Regions from separate parts of the Mus musculus genome. Here all the other regions are linked to region 2. Evidence: chromatin loops called from intact Hi-C (ENCODE). Cell type or tissue: heart. All regions are shown on one strand.

Region 1 (8,000 bases), 190 kb before region 2:
ACTGCTAGATCCTTGGACTTCCATTCACAGCTGCGACTGAACAATTGTTGGGAATTGGGCTGCCGACTGTAAGTCATCAATAAATTCCTTTACTATCTAGAGACTATCCATAAGTTCTGTGACTCTAGAGAACCCTGACTAATACACTACCCAAAAAAAAAAAAAAGATGAACAATAACTAGGGATTCCTCAAACAGTTCCATATTTAGGTATTTCCCAATTTAAACCAATCCTACAACTTAGCATTTGTCTTAGTTAGGGTTTTACTGCTGTGAAGAGGCATCATGTCCAAGGAAACTCTTTATAAAGGGCAACATTTAGTTGGGACTGGCTTATGGGTTCAGAGGTTCAGTCCAATCAAGGTGGGAGCATGGCAGCAGCTAGGCAGGCATGGTGTGGGAGGAACTGAGAGTTCTATATCTCCATCTGAAGACCGATAGAAGACTAGCCACCATGTGGTTAGGAGGAGGGTCTCATTGCACACCTCCACAGTGACACTCTTCCTCCAACAAGGCCACACCTACTCCAACAAACCCATGCCTCCTAATAGTGCCACCCCCTGCGCCAAGCTTTTTCAAACCACTACAGCATTGCACTGTGACTTGGGAAATATGATTCGCTAAGGGGGATCCACATGAATTACAGCAGGAAGGTTTCTGAAGCAGATGTGAGTCAGACTCTGCCTCTCAGCTCTCCAAAAGGAAGACAGCAATGGCCAATACCTTCTGGTAAGATGTCAGTCATTCAAAAAGATTTGGGTCAACAGATTCATAACCCTTTAGTTCCACCACTGATTACTATATGTAATGGTTAATCCTGATAATCAATGTAATTGGATTTGTCAAGACATCAGTGAGGCACACTGGAGGGATGTCCGTGATGACACTTCAGGAGACAGTTAGGCCTTGAGGGCTATGATATAAAAAGAGGATTAATTCCTTGGTAGGCTCATGGAATGATGGCATTATTGGATAGTGATGAAAGGTAGGGGGTGGAGTCTTGTCAGAGAAAGTAGGCCAGTGGGGCCTAAGTCCTTAGTGCTGTATTTTGCCTGGCTTCTCACAATTCTCCTTTTGCTTCCCAGCTGGCAAGATGTCAGCTACCCTACTCTGTCACACCCTCCACCATGAGGGGACTGATGCCTCTGGAACCAGAAAGCCAACAAATCCTCCCTCTCTTAGACTGCTTCTGTCACGTGTTCTAGTCCCACTGATGGTCAAGTAGCTGACAGCCTACCTCAGTTGTGACCAGGCGAGACAGACTGTATGGAGGAACATGATGTCTCTGCATGGATGGGTAGATAGAAGAGGAGGAACATGGAAGAGTGTTTGTCTTGTAGTACATACATGGTAGAATCATCTTAATTAAGCAATATCAATAAATATGGAAGTCACATTCTAACAAAACGGTGCTAACAAGAAATAATGAGAAAAAATATCCAGACTAAGAATACAGGTTTTAGGATGTAGCAGCAAAACCAGACACAAGACAGAGAAATGAGAGGCCCTCCCCTGTGGCAGTTGCTATGGAAAGACTTCCCTCTTCCCCGGGGAGACAAGGTGCCACCTGAGATTCTGTGAGAGTAATTTTAGTAAATGACTACAGTAAACAGGATATCTTAGTTATGTTTCTATTGCTGTTGTTATACAACACCCTGACCACAGCAACTTATAAAAGAAAGTATTTAACTGGGATTATAGCTCCAGAAGGCTGGAGGCCATGAAGTGAGGCAAAGGCTTTAGAAACAGCTGAGAGCTCAGACCTTGAACGGCAAGCAGGGGGGCAGAGCGCACCCTGAAGTACATTGAGAATGGTAGGAGTCTTTCAACACCTCAAAACCCACCCCCCAAGTGGCATGATTCCTTCAGCAAGACCACATCCCCGAATCTCTGTGAACAACCAAGAATGAGGAACCAGGTATCCAAATATGCAAAACATATGGGGGATTATCTCATTCAAACTACCACACAGGACAACGGCACACAGGGCGAATCCAGTGTATTAAACAAAAATGAGCTTTCATAAGAATACGATGTTGATGGCTTTTTAAAAGGCATTTTATCTTTAAAGAATATTTGGTGGATACAAGGCCTCTAAGTTGGGGCACTCCAGGATCAAAGTACTTTTCCTGTTTTTAACAAATCTGTGTGAGTTCCTATCAATCATTGTTGGGAGGTTGTGTGAGTTCCTATCAATCATTGTTGGGAGGTTGTGTGAGTTCCTATCATTGTTGGGAGGTTGGCCATGGCTTAGTGAGCCCACAAAGATAAGAACAGTGTATGCAGTGTGTCGGTCCAGGTATGGCAAAGGAATCTTTTGTATTTCAGAGAAGTAGACTTTTCCACTTGTGTATTTTTATACAGTTTCACATTGATGGGAATGAGCAACAATCAGGAAGTATTGGCTGTTTAGCAATGGCCTCAATTTCATCACAGAAGTCACCATATGTGGGCTGTAAGGTTGGTCTTGGCAAAATAAAACAGTTGGTGGAGAAAGTGCTTCTGATAAAACTCTATGTAGGTTTGCTCGGAGTGGAGGCTGCCCAGCACTGACTTTACCGATGCAGAAAATGCTGGTCCACAGACGGCAGGCTTTTTCTATTGCACATTATCACTGTTTTCTGTGCTAGAACAGTGCTTGTCACATAAAGCAAACACTGGCTAAAGGAACCAATGCTTTCTGTGACTGTCTTACAAAGCTCCTGGATCCAGACTTCTGAAAGTTTGAGCCTTCTTTCTTTCCTTCTTTCAATCTTTGAATCTTTCTTTCTTCCTCCTTCCCTCCCTCCCTCCCTCCCTCCCTCCCTCCCTCCCTCCCTCTCTCTCTCTCTCTCTCTCTCTCTCTCTCTCTCTCTCTCTCTCTCTCTCTCTCTCTCTCTTTCTTTCTTTCTTTCTTTCTCTCTCTCTCTTTCTTCCTTCCTCTCTTCCTCTCTCTCTCCCCTCCACCCTCCCTCCCTCCCTCCCTTCCTCTTTCTTTCTCTCTTTCTTTCTTTCTTTCATCCGTTATTTCCTTGACAGCTTTTAAATGTTGGTGGAACTTGAAAGACTGTTACTAAACATCTGGATAGGTCTTCCCTCAAAGCAAGGTCATCTTAGCCTACTGCCAATCACATCGTTTGGGGCTCCTAAAATCCAAGAGAGTTCTTCTTCCCAAAATGTGCTGGCTAATCACCAGTGTCTTCAGAATGTCTGGCAAGAAGTTAGACTGGCACAAGAGTGAGACCACACCCAGTGCTGACCCCCAAGAGAAACGTGCACTGTGAGTGATGCACCCGACCCCAGGGAAAACGGGACTGATAGTCTATTTAGCCGTTGTCTTTCCTCCAGTGAACAGGGAGGGATGCGACAGTCTGTCCTTCAAAGCTGTTAAAAATCAGCTCACAAGAAAATGGGTTTCAGTCTCTAATTCACATCAAGCCGCAGCATGGAAGCTAAGGTACTCACTAAGCCAAGCATTTCAAGTTCAGAATCTCAATGATGTCTCACAGACAAAATTGTTTAAAAAAAAAAAATACTGCACAGTAAAAGCTCAGCATGCCAGAAGAAATAAGCATCTTGAGTTAAAATCAGTAAAGTGAATCGGGCAGAACAGCGGGAGCCTGCAGTCCCCGCATTTGGAGCCTGAAGCCAGGTGGACCACCAGGAGCTCCAGGTTAGCCCAGGCTGCATGGCAGAAACAAAGACCAATAGTGAGAAGTCTCGGGAGACCCACAAACACTGAGACAACTGGGATCCCGATAAAATGCAAACCAAACATTTTAGCATTTCAAAGGAATAAGTAGAAGGCTTTCAAAGTTCATACGCACTTCAGCAAAGGGAACAGAAGTTGCTTCTAGGGATGACGCTTTGTGTAGGCTAGTGGTGGGTTAGGTATGCCTGAGGAGAGAATTGGTGAGGTAGAATTTAAGGCCCCAAAATATCTTTCAAATGACACTGCAGAAAATAGAATTCATGAATAAATGTGAGAAAAAGGTAAGAGGACACAGAGAACAACCCAGAAGAGAAACGCTGAGAGACTGGGGAGAGTCAGCACTGAGGGGGCATTCCAGAGAAAGGTCTCAGGCTGGCGATCGACTGCAATCCTCAGATCGCAAAGCCACAGCAGGAAGGATCAGTTGAACTGGCAGGTATATGATAGTCAAAATACCCAAGTAGGAAAAAAGAGTCTTAAAAACTGTGATAGAGCCGGGTGGTAGTGGTGCACGCCTTTAATCCCAGTACTCGGGAGGCAGAGGCAGGCGGATTTCTGAGTTTGAGGCCAGCCTGTTCTACAGAGTAAGTTCCAGACAGCCAGGGCTACACAGAAAAACCCTATCTCGAAAACAAATAAACAAACAAACAAAACCCCAGTGTGATAAAGAAAAGGCAACATCTCCAACAATTTACAGCTCCACTAAGAATTAAGTTCTTACAGGATAATGTAACCCAGACTTGACAAGACACTTTACGAATATTGAAAGAAATATCTGTCGGTCTACAATTATACAGAGTGGACAGAGTTGGTACAAAGAAGGTGTAATTGGCATTGAAGTACTGAGCCCCACCCCCCTGCTCAGGCATGTACCACAACCATGCAAGTGCCCCTTTCCTGGGATGCTCCCTCATCTAGAAGCTGAGTGCCAGAATGAGACACAGCAGTGAGTCCCAGGACCATCATAATCTCTGTGTCCTCATATTCCTTAGTCCATCCATCTACCAAGCATTCCTCTGCAGCTCCTACTTGTCTCTTTCTCTAACCAAAGCCTTCACCGCAGTGAGGAGATGGCAGGCTTTCTATAGTTATGAGGTAAGAGGAATTGTGCCTTTGCTTCCCCGGGCTAGGATGGAGCACCCTGATTGTCAGTCCCTTTAAGAGATGCCTTTCAGAGGCCACTGGGGGTCGCTGTAGCCTCTGCGTATTTCACTTGATGTTACTAGAGGGCAGAGACCAGCAAGGCAATGGTGGCCAGCTGGGTCGGGTCACCCTCCTTACAAACTCCCACGCTAGGAATATCTAATGATGTACACTCTGCCTATAAACTAAATCAGTATTTACAGTCTTCCCATAAAGAAAGGCGAGATCCAGATAGCTTAGAAGCAAGCTCTCCTGTGTACTTAAGGGCGAGATAATTCCACACCTATGCCACTTCAAAAAAGAAACCAGGAAGTACGCCCCCATTCGTTTTATGAGCTGGCTATGGCTGGAATGCCCAGACTAGACATGAATACTATAAGCAAGCTAATTTCCCGCCACGTACGAACATGAGAACAAGAGCCCTCGATGAGTTATCAGTGACATGAATGAAGAGAAGGACAGAAATGACAATGTGGTTGGACTGAATTTGTTCAGAGGAGCGCAGAAGGTCCAGTGTCACAAGTAAAGTTGGACATGCTGGTGGTAATGTGATGTTCCAGTAATCATAGATTCTGGCAGGGTCATCTCAACAGATGCAGAAGAAACGCCACGAAAATTCAGTAACCTTCACAGAAAGAAACCCAATGATATGATGAAGTTAATCCTTGCCTTGCTTACGGTGAAAATGAAAGAATTCATTTTAAAGTCTGGAGCCAAAGGTGCTTTCCCCCAAATACATATACACATATGCACATACATACATACTACACATACCACACAACACACACACACATACCACACACACATTACATATATATCACACACACCACATACACACCATTCTCTCTCTCTCTCTCTCTCCAAGATTTTTGATCAATTATATTAAAATACCTGGCAAGGCAAGGTAAAAGAAAAGAATACAGCATTAAGACTAGAAAGAAAAACCTTTATTGTTCACCAATGATACAAAGATCTACACAGGAACAAAATAGTTACATGCAGGAAGCTTTTTGTACAGTAAAGCAGGCTTCGTAATTTATATGAAAGAGAAAACAGTCTGTTGGCCAAAGTTAGACCAAAGCAGGACTAAAGAATTTTTGCATGTATATATACATCTATGTTTATATGATGTGACAGGCAGGCAGCAGGACACAGAGCCAAACCATCAGCACCACTGGCTCACGTAGCTGTCAGGACTGAAAGTCAGGAGCTCAAGAAGACTGTGTGGAAACAGACCAAAGCTGCCATCTACAGTGTCAAAACGCCTGGGAAAACCTGTCCTGCCTTTGATGCCTTCCAGCAGCTCTGACCAGGCTCACCCATGCCATCCATGATAATCCTCTTACTTATGGCCAGCCCATCGGGACTCTCCTTACATATGCAAAGTTCTTTCGTGGCAGCACCTAGATTAAGGTTTGCACAACTGTGTCTGCAGCCTAGACAAGTTAGCAGATCAAAGCAGCTCTTGAAGATGGACAGGACCTACCCCCACCCAAACAGCCAGGCATTCGGCTAAGTACCAAAGCTTGTGATAGCCTACTGTGTGAACAACATGGGTAGTAGGGAGTCAGCGTGAGATCAAGTGCCAAGTTTACATGTAAACTGAAACCTGTAAAATGTGAATCCCTACTCCTTGTAAACACATGCACACACACACACACACACACACTCCCACATAATGTGAGAAAATAGAGAGGCTTAACAAAACACTTTGCCTTCCAATTTGTAGCATTGGCTTTTGTAGCATTGTGTGAGTGCTGTTAAGGGACAACAGTACTTTCTGAAAAGATGCCTAATTGATGAACTACATCTGGCCTCTGAGGATAATTACTGAATCACAGATGTCTGGGCAGAAGCGTGCTTCGTGCCATGGAACCTGCAGTGAGACATTCCCCTTGTCTTCTCCTGGAAGCGATGGTATACATTTAATAACTTCTGAGCCTGTGTCGCATGCTGCCCCTAGAAAGCTGAGCATGGCGACGTAGGCCTGAAAATTGCATTGCCTGGGAGACAGATGTAAGATGATTACTGTAAGTTCAAGGCTACCCTGGTCTACATGGCAAGTTGCAGGACACCGAGGACACCCGAGAACCCCTATGACCCTGCAAGTGCTTGGTTAGTATGCTGGCATGCTCCCACAAGTCCACTAATGAAACCTGGTCCTGCTGGGTGGGTGCTGCGCCTCTTGTCCTGACTCTTGGCACTGATGTGGTCGGTCTATTCAGGAGAAAGTGTCTAAGTCCTCAAGTTTTGGAGGTATTACACACATATAGCCAGTCTCTCTCTCTCTCTCTCTCTCTCTCTCTCTCTCTCTCTCTCTCTCTCTCTCTCTCTCTCTCTCTCTCTCTGTCTCTCCATGTACTGAGAGAGTGAAGTACCGTGGGTAATTTGGAAGGGAATCTAGGAGTTTCTGCCTGTGACTTCAACGTAGGGGAGATCTCTTAATGCAAGCCACGAGGAATACATCAACTGTGTTGCATTTTCTAAAATCTCCCTTATGCTTCATTTATCAAAGCCTGGTAGACCACAATGCACACACCAAGAGACAACATTTTCAATACACCAAGTACTATACATAGCAATACCCATGATACAATAAGGATAGACAAGTTCTATGAAGTATCCAAAAGATACATATAGGAACTGAAGGGGGGTAGAGTGACTATAATTTTTAACAGAGACAATAATAAAGTCAGAAGATTGTTATGCATGTACTATGAAACATTTACATATATGCATATTATATTATATATTAATACAAAATGTAAAGTTGGATATAACAATAGCAGTCAAAGATATAAGTCATAGGGACTATTACATACTATAAGCATGATTATAAATTGAAATAATTACTTTGAAAGGATAAATTTGGTGTCCCTCATGAATCAGGCATTCACAAGTCTCCTGCTACATCATACCCTTAGTCCAGAGATGAAGTGTAAAGAGAAACACTTGCTGACACTCTACAGAAGGACGACCCCAACAGCAGGATTCATACTGTTTGAAAAGTGAGGCAACTTGATGTCAATCAAGAGTATGATGAACAGAACCATATTCATACATTCACACGGTGGGGAAGAGGAAGGCCAGCTACACAAATCTGCATGATAAATCTTCAACATGTCCTATGTGTGAAAGAACAAGATCCAAAACAACACAGATAATAG
Region 2 (8,000 bases):
TTGTCTATCATATATCAGGGACTGTGTATTTTCTAAAACTTTAAGAGCACATTATTATACTCAAACATGATTAGTGGTTATTTGAGTGAGTGCAGACAGAGTTACATAAAAACAACAGATGCAAGAACTCCGAGATAGACTCACTAATTGCAGAGGCTGGGGATTTGGAGAAAGAGGTCCAAAATACCCCAGAAGCAGGTGTTCTAGGCATTCCTGTGGCTTGCGTGGGCCTTGGAGGTATTTGATGTGGTAGACAGCAGCTTGCTTGAACGCAGGGCTGAATAAGGCAGTTGGCAAGAGGATTACTGGCTGTGGGGAGTTGCAGATTAGAGAATGAGGAAGAGATGATTCAAGCCCCATGTGGGGCCAACTCAGGCAATGTCAGTTTCTGGCTTTTCAGACCCTCTGCCTGCTCCGGCCTATAATTCAGGTTCTCTGCCACTCTCCCAGCTTACACTGCAGACAGTCTCCCTGAGTGAACCTCCAGCCTGCTCTTCTCCGGACTGCCTCTTTCCTACCTGGGAGCCCCTCCTCCCCACCTCAAGTGGCTTTTCTTGACGGGCTCTTTCTAGTTGTTTAGGACACCTTTTGATTCTTATGTCCTCATAAAGAAGATTCTCCCTCCCCTGTTTCCCCGCTCTGGCCCTCCTGCCCACAAAGTTACATTTCTCTGCACTTTTGTCAGGTTCTGCGTCTTTGTTATTTAAATATTCGCAGTTCCTTGTCTGCTGCTCAAATTGAGATCTATGACAAGGAACTGAATCCCAGCACTGTCCATGCTATAAGCATATATCGGATACTTGACAAATGAATGAATGAATGAATGAATGAATGAATGAATCTCCAAGGTGTCTTCAGTTTGTACCATTTTCTGCTTGATGATCTCATCGCTTAGTGGCATTGGTCCCTTTCCACCAAGATCTGTGAGTTAGTAGTACGTTAGCCAGGACAAATTCTCTTTAGTTTGTTAATTAGCTAATATGATCACTGTACCACGTAACCAAATTCTCTAACCTAGGTAAAAAAAATTATTTTAAGATTTTTGTCTTAAAGCCACACATAGAACATCCATTTCTAACAATATAGAATATGTTTCACATTATAGAATGACTAGAAATGGTGAATAAGTTATGCCAAACACTCCTTTAAGTTTAATATGCAAGTGCTATAAGAAATATTCCTGCAGGGGACTCTTGAATAACGCTGTTTTCTGTGGTCAAGAGATACTTGAAGAATCATCTACTGAGAGGGATGAAGCAGGCACTTGGCTTAGCTCATTTTGGCTTCCACTGGAGGAAAACATCTTCCACCATAATCCACAATCACGACTTTCCTGGGCATGGATGTCGGTTTATCTCCCAGAACTCAAAACTCTTAGTCTGAATAACTGACATATTAATGGATTAATGAACTCTTACCCTTGGGCTGTTTGGCAGAAGCAAATGTTAATCTTTTCTAAAGGAGCACAAACCTAATCCAGGGCTCACAGGAGCCTCACAGGCAGAGGCTTAGACACTGGTCTATAATCCAAGTCTCTGCAACATTCAAAACACACACACACACACACACACACACACACACACACACACACACACACACACACTAGCATGGCAGAATGTATGAATGTCTGGGAATTTCAGGTCAGTCAGGTATCTACTGAATAGTCTAAAATGACTAAGCACATAAAACAATAAAAATTAGGAAAAACAGAACTGCAGAAAATAGCCCAATACAATGCTGATAAATGAAATACGCATTTGTGGACACTCAACAGGTATATAAGGAAGAACAAAGTGAGTATTAGCTAACTAAAAGATTATTCAGGGACCAAGATGGAAAGGATGCCTGAGAGATGCCCCAGACAGATAATATAAGGGGATGTCGATATTTGAATATAATATGACTAAGCCCTGGCTATCCTGGAACTCACTTTGTAGACCAGGCTGGCCTCGAACTCAGAAATCTGCCTGCCTCTGCCTCCCGAGTGCTGGGATTAAAGGCGTATGCCACCACACCCGACTTGCTTTACAAGTTTTTTAAAAGCTTGACTTAACAGATTCAGAAAGTTAAAAAGTGCTAAATGGTATAAGTAAGATCAAATCTGTTTATCCATGGTGCATGGTGTGTGTGTGTGTGTCTGTGTGTGTGTGTGTCTGTGTGTGTGTGTGTCTGTGTAACACTATCCATTCATCTGTATTTCATCATGGACAAGAAGAGCCCAAGAGAACCCAACCCTACATGAAGCACTAAATAGCAATTACCAGACTGTGGTGGCTTAATAAGATGTCTCCATAGTTTCAAGCTTCTGAATACTTGGTCCCCAGTTTGTGACACTGGAGTAGGTTTAAGAGCTATGAACTTGCTGGAGGAAGTATATCACGGAGGGTGGGTTTTGAGGTTTCAAATGCTATGCATTCTCCCCCCTCCTCTTTCCCTCTCTCCCTGCCTCTCACTCTCCCCACTTTCTGACTGTCTCTGTCTCTCTCCCTTTCCCTGTCTGTCTCTCTTTGTCCCTGTCTCTGTCCCTCTGTCTCAGTCTCTCTGTCACTCTCTGTCTTTCTCTGTCTCTCTATCTCTGCCTCTCTCAGTTAACAAACCCCTTTTGGTTCTTTTCATAGGGCTCTGCAGCTCCACAGCTATACCAGGAAGGGAATTCACAACTCTTTTTAATCTCTGGTTGCCTGGAACAAGGCAGAAACCTGCAGTTCCCAAGCAGACTTCTTTTCCATATTAGCATTGGAGTTAAAGCCTTAACTCCACAAACAGAAGGCACAATGTGGAGCAAGAGGTCTCTCGTCCCGCCTATCCTGCTTCTAGCTCGCCAGGGCTCTTAATGCGTCTATTGTTACCTAGCACTGGAAATAGCGCTTTCTCTCTTAAGCCTCACTGCTATTTGTACTTGTTCTGTGCTTGTTCAAAATGCCTGGCTGGTTGCTTTTATCTGCGGAAACTTGCATAATTCCAGGGGCGGTGCTGTACACATTTATTGGGGGAGAAAAACATGTTCTCTCCCAGCTGTGTGCGAGGCAAACAGAATCCAGTAAACAGGCATACATTTTATCAGGCCAGCTTGGGAATATAGACTGTCATGATCACTTTCCCAAGCTACAGAAACAACAGTGAATCAACTGCTGGGTTAATTAGAACCCAGACTCGCAGCCCATCCTCAGCTCGGAGAATGAGCACTATTTTCCTTTGCCCTAATTGCGTGATAATCTTAAATATCATCATTTTGTAAAAGACCCTGTAACTACAAATTACGCTGCCAACCATATTATTGGGTCTCAAAATGTGACTGCAGTTTGAAGACAGTTGCAACTTGCAAAACAAACACAAAGAAAAATGTCGTCACCAAAGAACAGCACTGTTACCAGGCAATAGGACCACTCTACCTCTCTGTGGATGCGGTGCTCTTTGCTTTCCAGTCCCCTGCCCCCCCCCCATATATTTAAAAAGACATCAGTCGGAGGGTGGGTGGGTGGGTGGATGGGGGCCGGGGAATGGAATATGGAGTGTAAAAAATAAATTTAAAATAAAACTAAAATTAAAAAAAAAAAAAGACATCAGAATGTCTCTTTGTCTTATCAGCAGATTACAGGTGACAGGAGGTAAATTCCAAAAAGCTGCCGGGATGGGTAATCTTTGAGTTTGACAGTCTTTCCTGGCAACAGCATTCCAGTGTGTCGGCAGTATGGAGGAGCCAATCACGAAATAATTGTATAAGATGCAAATGTCACCACCATTCCAATCAGTATCAGTGAAACGCAGACGCTAAAAGAACTTTCTATAAGTAAGCCTGATTAAACTCGGGGACCATAGCAGGCTACTTTGCTGTTAGATCATTACTATAGAATTTTATTTGAGCATTTGCTCCGAGAGACTACAGTGTTGGAAACTACAGAGCCCCATTTTGCCCAGGTGTGCTAGCACCAGGGGTGGGAAATCTAGGACAGGAAAAGAACTCATGTCAAGTAGAATGTGGAACATTATTAGAAAATTTAACCCCATTAGAATGGCAACAAGCCTTTTCTCAAACACACAGCTTCTCATGTGTGTGTGCGTGTGTGAATATATATACCAAACTAAAGGTAAAATGACAGGGTAGGTTGAGAAACTCGCGATAATTCCCAGCTAGTCTTTACAGATGTTCTTCTAGGCTATCGCCACTAGGGGGCAGGGCAGGCTGCTTCAATTTCCTAGGACATTTTCCCCACTAGGGGCGCTGTAAGTTATGGCGAGAAGAAGCAGGTTAAGTCTGAACTGACCATGGGATTACAGGGGTTAGGATTCCCCCTCGGGAATCTTAGTCTTATTAGTAAAAGAACTCAAGCATGGATTTCAATGTAAGCTGGCATGGAAATCAGACACATGATGAAAAAGCAGCTACAAGGTAGGATGTGAGAGGTAGGTAGCATTAGAGAAAGAGAATGGACGCCCAACGTATCAGGAAATGCATAGGATAGGTGGGGGGGGGGGGAAGAGGAGGAGGAAGAGGAGGAGGAGGGAGGGAGGGAAGGAGGGAGGAAGAAATTGTCTAAGTTGTACCTCTCCCTCCAAAGCTCATGGTGGCTCCTAGGGACTGTACTGGGGGGTGGGGATCATAGAAAAGAAAATTACAGTATCCTGTTAAAGGAACAATAGCAAGCCTATCTCTTTAACGTGGCTTAAGGTGAGCTTACTTCCCTGGGGGTGGTCTCTTGTCCCAGGGTAACTGCCTGGCCCAACTAGAATGTTAGGTCTCCACCAGGCCAAAGATTCTGTTCTCTTGACCAGAAGGAGTTTTTCCGTAGTGGGCATTTGTACAGCTGCTCTAACATTTTGAACATAACAAAGCTCTTACCCTCTGGGAGTCACTCACTGCTGTTGGGAGCCCAGGGCTGGGTGAACAGCATAAAGAGTATGCAAACGTGTGTGCCTTTGACACTTTGTTTCTTAAGGCATTTCTTTCTACCCCTCACTTTCCAACGACTGCACAGAGCTAGTTCTGCACGTCCCTGGACATCCACATGGTCCCCAGCAGCTGCCTCGACCAGGGACGTCCTCATGTTCACTAGTGGTCACATGGGACATCAACATGGACTTGTTGGTATTGAACCCCAGACTCAGACACGGCCCTCAGTGGCAGCTTGAGGTGGGACCTCACTGTTGCCCCGGGTGCCAGGGCTGGCCACTTTCAACAGGCTACCCTGGAGTCTCGATGTCTATCTCTCTTTATAACGTTCAAGCTGCTCCACTTCTCTTTCTCTCCCATCTGACCACTACATTCCCATTCACTGTGGAGACTCCCACTGCAGGCTGGCCACGTAGCTGGCAGAGCCCGGGGCCTGGGGTGACATCTTCCATCCGTGCTACATGGTGTAGCAGTACCCAGCAATACCCAGTTAATGCTACTCAAATCTATCCTACCAGCAACTTCGGCTGAGTTCCTGCCCCAGTGTTCTGGGTTTCTGCATGAAAGACACATTTACACAGCCTTTATATTTGTATATGCCTTAAATAGCTCAATGGCTGGGCTACTTCCTAACCTCCACGTGGCTAAACTACCTCTATCCAATATTCCCAAGTTATTACTTTACTAAAACCTATATTCTATCTTGGCTATCCTAGACCCAGATATGCAGCCCTCTCGGGCTGCGTTACCCCAGCTCCTACAGTCCGCCATGCTGCTCTTTCTCTCTGGTGTGGTGTCTTGGTTCTCCTTCTCCTGGACTGGAAGATGCCTCCTTCTTCCTCCTAGGTCCCTTGCCTGGGGAATCCTAAAAGTCCAGCCTCAAAAACACCAAAAAACCAAAACAAAAACCAAAAAAACTTTAGCCAGGCAGTGGTGGCGCACGCCTTTAATCCCAGCACTTGGGAGGCAGAGGCAGATGGATTTCTGAGTTCCAGGCCAGCCTGGTCTACAGAGTGAGTTCCAGGACATCCAGGACTATACGGAGAAACCCTGTTTTGAAAACAACCAAAATAATAATAATAATAATAATAATAATAATAAATCTAGCCTCTGTCTCTCTGCCCAGAGCAGCTTTATTTACCAATCAAACCCAACTGGAGGTGGGGGGTCCCTCAGTTTTACATGTGGGACACACCACAAACAGGTTTGGGGGAAACCTAATTAGCATGAGAATACAAGCAACTATAACATGTAGTGGCAAGTCTAAGGCCTGCCTAGTGCTGATCTGTGGGTGGCACAGCAGTCCACAGACCTCTGTCTTCTTCCTCCCCGGCTGTGCTGCCTGAATTTGATTTGATTCATATGAGTTCTAGGCATAAAACAGCTTTAGCCATCAAGCTAGGCATCAAGCTAGGATAACCGTAGAACTGCTTTGGCCTTGGCTGATATAAGAACACCACAACTAACATGGTGTTTGATTGCCTTTGCCAGGAGGGCAAAGAGGGCTTTGGATTGCTGGATGACTTCAATCCTTTGATAACTGGACCATGACAGTCGGCCTCAGAAAGAGGAAATGGACAAATAAGGAAATAGACCTTGGGGGCTAGCTTTAGGAATGTAATCTAACAGTTTTTAGCAAGGCAGAGGGAATGAGGGAGAAGGGCAAGGTTTGCCAGAACCATATGTGTCATGCTCCAGCTAGCTAGAGTTCCTTCAAAATTGCTATAAGGCTAGGCAGCACAGCACCTTTACTGAAACATGGCTGGCTTCTCCATCTTCCTAATCTACCAATATGCTGGGACCTCGAAGCTAACACAGCAGTTCTTCATCCTAACTACATTTCTGATCACGTGGAGGGGGAGGTGCATCTAAGAAAGCAATTCTGGGCTTTTCCCCCAGAGTGGTTGGTGCCTGAGAACTCTCCAGATAATCTCCAGGATGTGTCTGACAGAAGCTGATGGGACTCTCCATTTTGAGATTTCACAGGAGACACAAAAACTCCAAACAAGGATACAGGCAACTACAGTTGATCCTAACATTTGTTAAATTGTTTTTTTTTAAATAATAATAATCTGCCTTCCACCTGTGTAACGTTTGCCTGTACCTTCTGCACCTGGGGTAGTTTGTAGATGACAGCTGTTGTTGCAAGGAAAATTATTTGAAAATAAAACTGAATACAATGTTGCAGAAATGTTTGTCTTGGGTAACCTTTAGGGCTTTATAAAGTATCCCCCTGCTGCCTCCCGAGAAAGTGCTTCACTACCCCCCTTCATTTTCCTCTCGGGATCTTCCAGTGCCTCTCTGGAGGAAGTCATAGTGGTGGTGATGACTATGGGTCTTGCTGCTGGTGCTAGCCGTGAAGGTGAACCCAGCCCCTCTTCTGTCCTGGCTTGGCTGTCCTCTAATGTGCCACTGCAGGCTCTGCTTCCAGTTACTACCTTCCTAGCTGCACCTAGGCCATCTTTGCTGACCAGCATTGTGTGCCTTGGGTACTTCCGCTCAAAGAAGGGTCTGAGATAGAATGGTGTCTGATTCTATTCTGGCTCGACAGCTAAGTAAATAAGAGCCCTACAGGCAGGAGTGGAGGAAGAGATGAGATGTACCCCTGACAGCTCCCGGGGCTGGTGGTACCAACCTCTCAGGCACCTGACCTGGTTCCAGTAAGGGAACAGAGTCAGATGGCTCACAATTTGGACAGTTCTAGCTTTCAGAAGCTACGGGTGTCAAGAAAAGTATCCAGCAAAGAAGAATGGCTTGGGATTTTCCCAGGACAAAAACAGACATTGAAGTAAAAGGTAACATTTTCTTTGAGTCATGCATCAGCTGTGACTAAGACAGCAGTCTTCCACAGAGATAAAGACAGTGCGCACTGGGGTTGTTGAAACAGTGATTTATAACATAGAGACCAGACATGGTCCCCTCTGGCTCAGGGACTTGCTTCCTAGGTCTCAAGGAACATTGATTCACGATGGTAGCTCTGTGAGAAAGGCAGACATAGGAAATGGTTTTCAGGAGAATTAACCCAAGACCCTAAGGGTGATGGAGCTCACAGATAGCATTTGCAGTACGGCTGTAGGACACTCCGTCTCTGTCAGTTCCAGGAAAGCCT
Region 3 (8,000 bases), 440 kb after region 2:
CTCATGAATCCATTCGCTCTTGAAGTGTTCAGGGGGGAGCGGGGAGGGGAACGGGGTCTGCTGTGTACCGGAGAGTGTTGTAGGTTTTAGGACCATCTCACTACCAGAGCAGAGGATGAGCGACAGAAGATCAGATCAGCAGAGGGGATAAGAGTGGAGGGAGGGGAGGAGGTGAATGACAGAGAGAACCTTCAGGGTCAGGTGGGAAATGCCATGGCTGCCATCTAAATGGTAGTCAGTCACGTGAACAGGCAGGAGAGAGGGGAAGGTGACTACTAGTTGTGTGGGCATCCATGAGAGGGCCATGCAGAGCAAGGGACCAGGCTGTGTTATTCCTCAGCTGAAGCCCGAGGTTAGAGCAGTGAGCAAGGTTGGGGGCAGTGGGAGGTGCAGCCTGAGAGATGGACAGAAGACTGTGGGTTCCAGACCCGCCACACAACGTGGAGACCTCTAGCCAGATGTGACTCCAACTACCTGGAAGTGTGGCTGGTCCAGACTGACGGCATTTGAAAAGGCTAAATAAATGCAAACAGAGAATGCGTTTTTATTTGTATGGGTTTCATGTGGCGACAAGAATGTTTGTGAGGTATGGGGTTAAAGCATATTCTTGCCTTTTCCCTCGTCGGCCATCTGAAGGTAAGATGGGTCACCAGCAGCTGGACCGGAGTCACCCAGGAAAGTCATGCCAGAGTTCTCACCCCTGATGCATCTACTCAAACTGTCACACTACCTGATCCAGAAATACAAGTTGAACATGTGGGGCCCATGTTCCCATCAGTGTGCAAAGGACACAGGTGTCACTATGTTGGACTAAGTGCACTCTTGAATTGAGTATTCCAGACCACCCAGTGAAGAGAGGCCATGCTAGTCCATGTACAATAAATAAATAAACAAACAAATAAATAAATAAAAACAAAAACTTTAAGACCTTAAAGTCATACTACTAAAACTCACTTCACTTACTTCTCTTTTCTTTTGAAACCCACGTGTTACTTGATCTCCATGTGTAAGTGTCTATGTATCAATGATCCACCGTGGTCTCTGGTTTCTCTTCACGGGGTAACTTGATGGTTAGTTCCTAGCACAGTGGTTCTGGAGACCTCTTCCTCCATCACTAAAGCCAGATTTCACCTATTTCTTCTGACTTTGTAATCACAGCTTCTAAGAAATGTAAGATATGGCAACAGGGGAGGGGAGGGGAGGTCACGTTATCTTTTTATTGGATGACCCTGAAACGATCTTGAATGGTTTTCTGAGAAATTAGGCTTCTTTTCTGGTGGAAGTGTAGGATAGAGTGCGTCCTGAGCAAACACGACTGCTCTGGCTTTTGTAAGATCACGCTGGATGCTGGATTGTAGGATCCGGGTGAAGTCCTCCAGGTGCACAGGTGCAGGGGCTGTTCTGCAGGTGGAGCTGACAAGATTTCTCCTGGGATTAGGTGTGACCAGGCTGCCCCTGACTGCAGCATGACGGTGGGCAAAGCAGTGGGTTAGGAGGTGTCGGTTCTAGCATCAGCTAAGCAAGGACGTGGAGATGTGAGTGGTGACATGTCAAGTCACAAAGTTCGGAGAAGAAGAAAGAAGTTTGAGCTCAAGAAATGAATCTGGGAATTGTGGCACCAACTGGTATTCAAGAGACAAAGGAACTCATCAGAGGACGGGGCTTACATTCAGAAAGAAGTGCGAGGACTGAGTCTTTAGTGGCGTTCATAAATGGGGAGAAAGGGGGAATCATAGAGCCAATCAGAGGAGGAGGAGGCAGATGATGGTCCCTGGGAGTCCACAAGGGAAGTCTGAGCCCTCTATACGTAAGGCCAGGACAATGCTGGACCATGCTGACAGCAGGCTTCATGGATGTGGCAATCCCAAGCAGGCTCTTTGAAATGGTCTGAGCAAAAACTCAACTGTAGGGATGAAACCAAGAGAATGACAAAAACTTTGCCATCAGCAGAGAATATGAAAATTCCCAGGAATGGCAAAAGAGGAAGAAAGGGATGGAACCAACAGAAAAGTTGGGGCCCACTAATAATAATAATAGAAGAAGGAGGAGGAGGAGGAAGAGGAGGAAGAGGAGGAGGAGAAAGAGAAAGAGAGGGAGAGGGAGAGGGAGAGGGAGAAGGAGAAGAAGAAGAAGAAGAAGAAGAAGAAGAAGAAGAAGAAGAAGAAGAAGAAGAAGAAGAAGAAGAAGAAGAAGAAGAAAGAAGGAGAAATTGTAGGTAGGTTTGTGTACTAGTGGGGATAACCCAGCAGAGATGAGACCATCCACATGGGGAAAAGATAGAAATTAGAGGAGTTATGTTCCCATGGTGATGAGGGGATTTTTTTTTTAAATCCAAGGCTTACAAAGGAGTGCCCTCTGGATCCATGACTGTTTACGTACTACAAGGGACAGGAAGGCTGGCCATGTAGGTGTGATGTGACAGTGTATTGGAGGAAGTGTATTGCCTGGTGGCTTCTTTTATTCAATGAGGTAGGACGTTAAGACTGCCCACAGGGTGATGGTTTGGAGATGTATTGGAGATGTGTGTTATTTAACTAGTAGTATCAGAATGACTGGGCTAGGAAGCTGGGCTGGTCCTTGTGGACATGGTTTTAAGGCGATGGCCCAAGGCTGTGGTGCATGTCCTGAGGCTAATATCAACTGGTAACCTGTCCTCTGTGCAAGCATGAGGACCTGAGTTCATCTCCTTGGAGATGCAGCTCCGGTAGAGTTGAGTGGACACGGCGAGTCCTACAGTTCGCTGCCCCCCAGCCTAGCTAGCTGGTTAGCTCTGGGTTCAGTGAGTGAGGCTGTCTTGACCCACTGAGATGGCTCAGCACCGTTTGAAGACCCTTGCAGTCAAACCTGGACTCCATCCTTGCTATATAGTAGGGGAGAACTAACGCGGACAAGTTATCCTCTGTCTTCATCATGCTCTGTGACAGGCTCCACCCCTACTCCCCGAGAGAGGAGAGAGAGAGAGAGAGAGAGAGAGAGAGAGAGAGAGAGAGAGAGAGAGAGAGAGAGAGAGAGATCTTAATGCTAATGCTTGGCTCAAACACTTGCTTCCTGCCTTTTCTCATTCCAGAGGAACTATTTGTAGGCAGAGTTGCTAAGGAACTGCTGCACCAGAGAAAACCCAGCCTGCTCTTCCACGTCCCCGATGGCCACAGGAGGAATTGCAGATTAGGCACCACACAAAACGCGGGCGCCACCGTGTGGTCAGTGACTGCAGCAGCAGACGACGACTTCTCATACCCATGACTGGGTTTTTAAGACCCTGGGTCGCAACTAGTAGAAACCCGGATCAGGCCAAGTCTTCCTTTCTCTGTCCCTGTCCCATCCCCCCCCACCCTTCTCTCCAGTAACTCTCCCTTTTCACACCTTCCACTCTCCTTCCCTGCTGGGGGTGACCCTCTCAAGAGAAGGTATCACTATAGCAGACAGCTCAGTATCAAAAACCCTCAAGAGCCAAGGAAATAAAAACATTTGTCAAATAATCGCTTGGCCACCCTTGCTTCTTTCTAGGGCCACAGTATATTCAGAAAGCTGGAAGTACCAAGACACAGACACAGCCATCCCAAGGATAGGATGATAGAAATGGCTGAGGTCCCCAAGTCTCATTAACTAGACACAGTTAATTCGTTAATTTCAGTGTGTTTCCATCCCAGTCTTTCCTATGGCCTCAAATTCCAAACATTTTCACATCTAAAGCTTGTTTATTTCCCAAAGAGAAAACGTGGGCTGGGGACGGGATCTTTACTTGATCCGCAAACACAGGAGTAAAACCCAGTCGCTTAGCCTTCCATGGTGTCTTTGTCTCATCCAAAGCTGACCTTCCTGGCATTCAGTATGCCCACCACCAAGTCTGAGCCAGCAGGCTTCCCTTCCTTCCATGTCTGCTTCGGTCCAGGCTGTAACAATCTCCTTAGCCAAGTTGTTTCTTGGATGTCTGCTTTGTCTTTCTGCACTCGAATTTCTTCTATCCAGGTCTCCTCCGCACCCTCCTGCCACACCTAGCACTGCTTTTAACGCCTCTGAGGTTGCCTAGCAGTGTTTGGGGTAGGGAAGCGAGTCTGCACAGACAGACCATCCACAGGTTCTTAAATGTGTTTATTATTTTATCTGTATGAGTGTTTTGTCTACATGCATGTATATGTATTCTCTCTCTCTCTCTCTCTCTCTCTCTCTCTCTCTCTCTCTCTCTCTGTGTGTGTGTGTGTGTGTGTGTGTGTGTGTGTGTGTGTGTGTGGTGCCTGAGGAGGCCAGAAGTGAGCATTAGATCTCCTAGGACTGGAATTACGGAAAGATGTGAGCTGCTATGTGGGGGCTGGGGACAAAACCTGGGTCCTCTAGAAGAGCAGCAAAGTCAGGAGTTCAAGGCAAGGCTAGCTTTGACTACATAGGGGGTTCAGTGGCAGTATGGGCTATGTGAGATTCAGTGTTGAAAGACGGGGGCAGGGAGAAATAGAAAAGAGAGGAAAAAGGAAGCGATTTAAAACATCTGGCTGGTGGGAACTGGAAAGATGGGGCAGAGTTCCAAGTAATGGCTGCTCTTCTAGAGGACCCAGCATCATTGTAGTGAGGTGACTTCGCTGCTTAATCACAGCTCCCGAGATGTCGGGGACAGAGATGGAGAGGCCGTCAAAGGCCTGATGTCCCACATTGCCTGAGGTCCTACACAGCTGTGTCTGTGCAACTGCACAGGAGGCTGGGGATTTAGCTTAGTGGTAGCCAAAGGGCCTGATTTCAGTCCCCAAAGTATATAAGTAAATAAATATTTGCATTTTCTTTCTTTTAAGACTGTTGTGGATCAGATAAAACATTTTTGAATTGTACATTATTCTAAATGCCACCCCCATCTCTCTCTCTCTCTCTCTCTCTCTCTCTCTCTCTCTCTCTCTCTCTCTCTCTCTCTCTCTCTCGTACAGAATCTCATGCAGCCTACTCTGCCCTGAGAAGCGGGCTTGCCTTGCAATGTAGGGTGGGGTGGGCTGGACTGGTATTAAATGGAATGTGACGTTAAAAGGAGTGACGTCCCTGATATTATGAAACGAACAGTTTAGTAACACCTCTGGAAAGAAAAGAGCACAAAGACAAAAATGTGCCCCTCTTCTGCAACAGGAATTTTCTCACATTTGACAGCACTCAGCTCATCATTTCTTTGACCCCTGTGTACTGCCCCCTCTGCTTTGTAGGTCGTATACTAGCTTGCAAAGACAGCAGTATTCAAGGGTTGGTCATGTATCTGGGAATGTAGCTTGGTGGTCAAACAAATGTTTAATATGGAAACTCCCTGGGTCCACTCTTGGCACCACCTCCCCTTGAAGAGCAAATCTGCATATGAAGGATGCAGGGGAGACAACTCCTATCTCCATCAATGGACCGGTGGATCAGCCAGATGAGGCCTGTGTGTACAGTGGACATCCTCTAAGACAGGAAGTCCTACACTATGGGTGAGACTGGACAGCATTATGACCAGGGATATCAACAAGCCACAGAGGGACACGTGTTGTTCAATTCTATTACACCAAACACCCAGAAGAGTCAAATCTGTGAATCAGGAACCAAAACGGTGGTTGATGGAGCTGTGGGATGCTGTAGCTTTACAAGGGTCTGGGGGTGGGATAGTGGTGGTGACAGTCATACATCAGTGACAATGCTGATTGATGCTGAGCAGTACATTTAAGGTGGCTCTAAGGAGATATTTTGTGAATAGGTATATATTTCTAAAAGATTTTCAAAATCCTCTGTGTCTGTGTGGACAGACAGACAGACAGAGACAGAGAGCAGTTATATGCTCCTTCACACATGGAGGCCAGAAAGAGAGCATCAGATCCCTCCAAGTTGGAGTTACAGACATATGCAAGATGCCCAGCTTGTTATGTGGGTGCCGGGATCAGAACTCTGGTCCTCATGCTTTAGCTGCAAGCACTTTTGACTGTGAAGCATGTCAGAAGCCCCTACATAAAAAAAAACAAAAAACAAAAAACAAACAAACAAAAAAACCCAACACTTTTATTTTATTTTATTTTTGAGACAAGGTCTCACTCTGTAACCTAGACTGGCCTGAAACTCTTGACAACCCTCTTGCCACCATATCTGCTATATTGTATGTATTTTCCCACTGTGTGTGTGTATGAGAAAGGGGTAGGGGGTAACTAAGCCAGCTGTAGTGCAGACCTGAGATCCCAGCACTTGAGAAACAGTAGCAGAAGAAAAATCAGGAGAAGAGTTTGAGGTCAACTCCAGCTACAGGAGACCTCTCTCTCTCTCAAAACAAAACCAACAACAACAAAACAACCCAAAAAAACTAAAATACACACACATGAAGTAAATAAGTAAATAAGTAAACAAGCAGTTTGCTCAGAAAGTTCTTGCTTTCACAGAGTTTTCCATATAGGTTTTATGTCAGTAAGTGGTCAATACCCTTGTGGATTTCCCTGGATCCATGTGTTCTGACAAAACCGAAGCGGTTAGAAGACAGATGGCTACAATAGCTTTCAATAAAAACTAGGCTCGTGTTCTTAAAAGGAAAGTCCAGGTGAGGATGCAGCTGGAAAGAGCCTTGTCCTAACAGGCTCCAGGTCCCGGTCCGCGGCGTCCCCAACATAAAAACAAAACAGAGTCAGGAGAAGAGCCTTCTGGGTTCAGTCACGTGCCTGGCCTTTTGGATGCCAGGGGGTTTGTTAGATGAAAGCATCCCACTAGCCAACATCTTGGGCAATCATTGGGCTCACTTCGTGCCTCAGGTAGTTCAAATAGCATCCATCGTCTCATCCATTTGCTGCAGATGAGGCCATCCTGGCGCCCCAAGCCCTAGAATGAAAAGCTTTTGTCAGTAAGTGGGATGTGCCCTGCCTCCGAGGGCTGCGCTTTACATCATGCGTCGTTCCATGGATTTCTCTGGGTCTCCATCTTTCTACCACATTCTAGAGGCAGAAGGTTAGCTATCGTAATCACTGGCTAGAAACTCCTTTGAGCGTTCTAGGCAGCTGTTTACCTGGATAAAGGCACATGATGAAAGGTTCTGCGGCGGCTGTGCGGTTATCTGCATGGTCTAAACAGGCATCTGAGTGTGTGATCTTTCAGGCTGGCCCCTTAGGGGCTCCGGTCCTTCTGTCAGAAACGTGCCGACCTCCAAGGGTTTTTGTGAGGGTTCAAGTGGGGACTTGCCTGTGAGTGGTACGACGGACGTTTCTATAGCACAAAGTGGCGACGCTGCCCCGGTTTTCTTTAGCGAACGGTTCTTTTGCCCTTGTAGGAGGAGATGTTTTAAGATCGGAGCTGTTTTCATGATACAACAAGATGTTGTTTACCTTTTTTTCACTGCAAGTCTTGTGAGGGCAGGGGAGCCTCCAGAGACTATGAGACATGAAAATCGTAGCATGCTGGAAGCAAAGACCCATGTGAGACATCAGATCGCCTTCTGATGGGTCAGTTATTGAAGTCATTTGTGAAGATGTTCAAAAATATTACTCTTCGGGATGGACCTAGGCTCCCCCCGCCCCCCACATTGTAGCTGATGTGCAGCTTGGTCTTCATGTGGGTCCCCTAACAATTGGAGCAGGGCTGTCTCTGACTCAGTTGCCTACCGCTGGATCCCCTATCCCTACCTGGACTGCCTGGTTGAGCCTCAGTGCGAGAGGATGATGCCCTTAGACCTACTGCGACTGAATGTTCCAGGGTTGGGGTACCCAAGTGGGGCCTCCCGTTCTTTGAGGAGAAGGGTAGTGGGTCATGGGAGAAAGGATGTGTAAGGGTGGGATTGGGAGGAGGGGGTACGAAAACAGGAAATAAAGTGAAAGGATATGGTTGTGTCTCCCTCACACACCTCATGAGAATTTTTGTCAAATGTAGTTGAGTTGCAGTGTTAATTTAGATTACAATTTTTTTTTAAAAAAATGTTCACTTTGGGTGAACATAGTCATGTTCACACCTTTAATTTTAGCTCTTGGGGGGCAGAGGAGATCTATGTCCTGAGTTTGAGTCTAGCCTGGTCTACATAGGAAATTCTAAGC

Evidence for each region. A loop is a pair of places that touch in the nucleus more often than their neighbours do. Peaks named below come from ENCODE experiments on the same cell type or tissue, not always from the same donor. Only the 100,000 strongest peaks of a DNase experiment are listed, where the experiment ranks them.
Region 1: a loop joins it to region 2, with 2.6 times the contacts of the local background. A loop is called at or near these places in 11 of 42 quality-filtered maps.
Region 3: it touches region 2 in a loop (3-fold over the local background); 15 of 42 quality-filtered maps call a loop at or near these places.

Annotation. Positions count from the first base shown.
Region 1 is chr9:77,402,227-77,410,226 of GRCm38, forward strand. No RefSeq gene overlaps it. Among named protein-coding and RNA genes, the nearest start is that of 5730403I07Rik, 6.8 kb to the left of the region's middle. In heart, a CTCF peak has its summit at 4,866 (motif pointing right); no DNase peak of the experiment used is centred here.
Region 2 is chr9:77,592,365-77,600,364 of GRCm38, forward strand. No RefSeq gene overlaps it. Among named protein-coding and RNA genes, the nearest start is that of Klhl31, 40 kb to the right of the region's middle. In heart, no CTCF peak of the experiment used is centred here; a DNase peak (open chromatin) is centred at 4,217; H3K27ac peaks cover 374 bases.
Region 3 is chr9:78,036,093-78,044,092 of GRCm38, forward strand. No RefSeq gene overlaps it. Among named protein-coding and RNA genes, the nearest start is that of Gcm1, 12 kb to the right of the region's middle. In heart, a CTCF peak has its summit at 3,200 (motif pointing left); a DNase peak (open chromatin) is centred at 3,149; H3K27ac peaks cover 406 bases.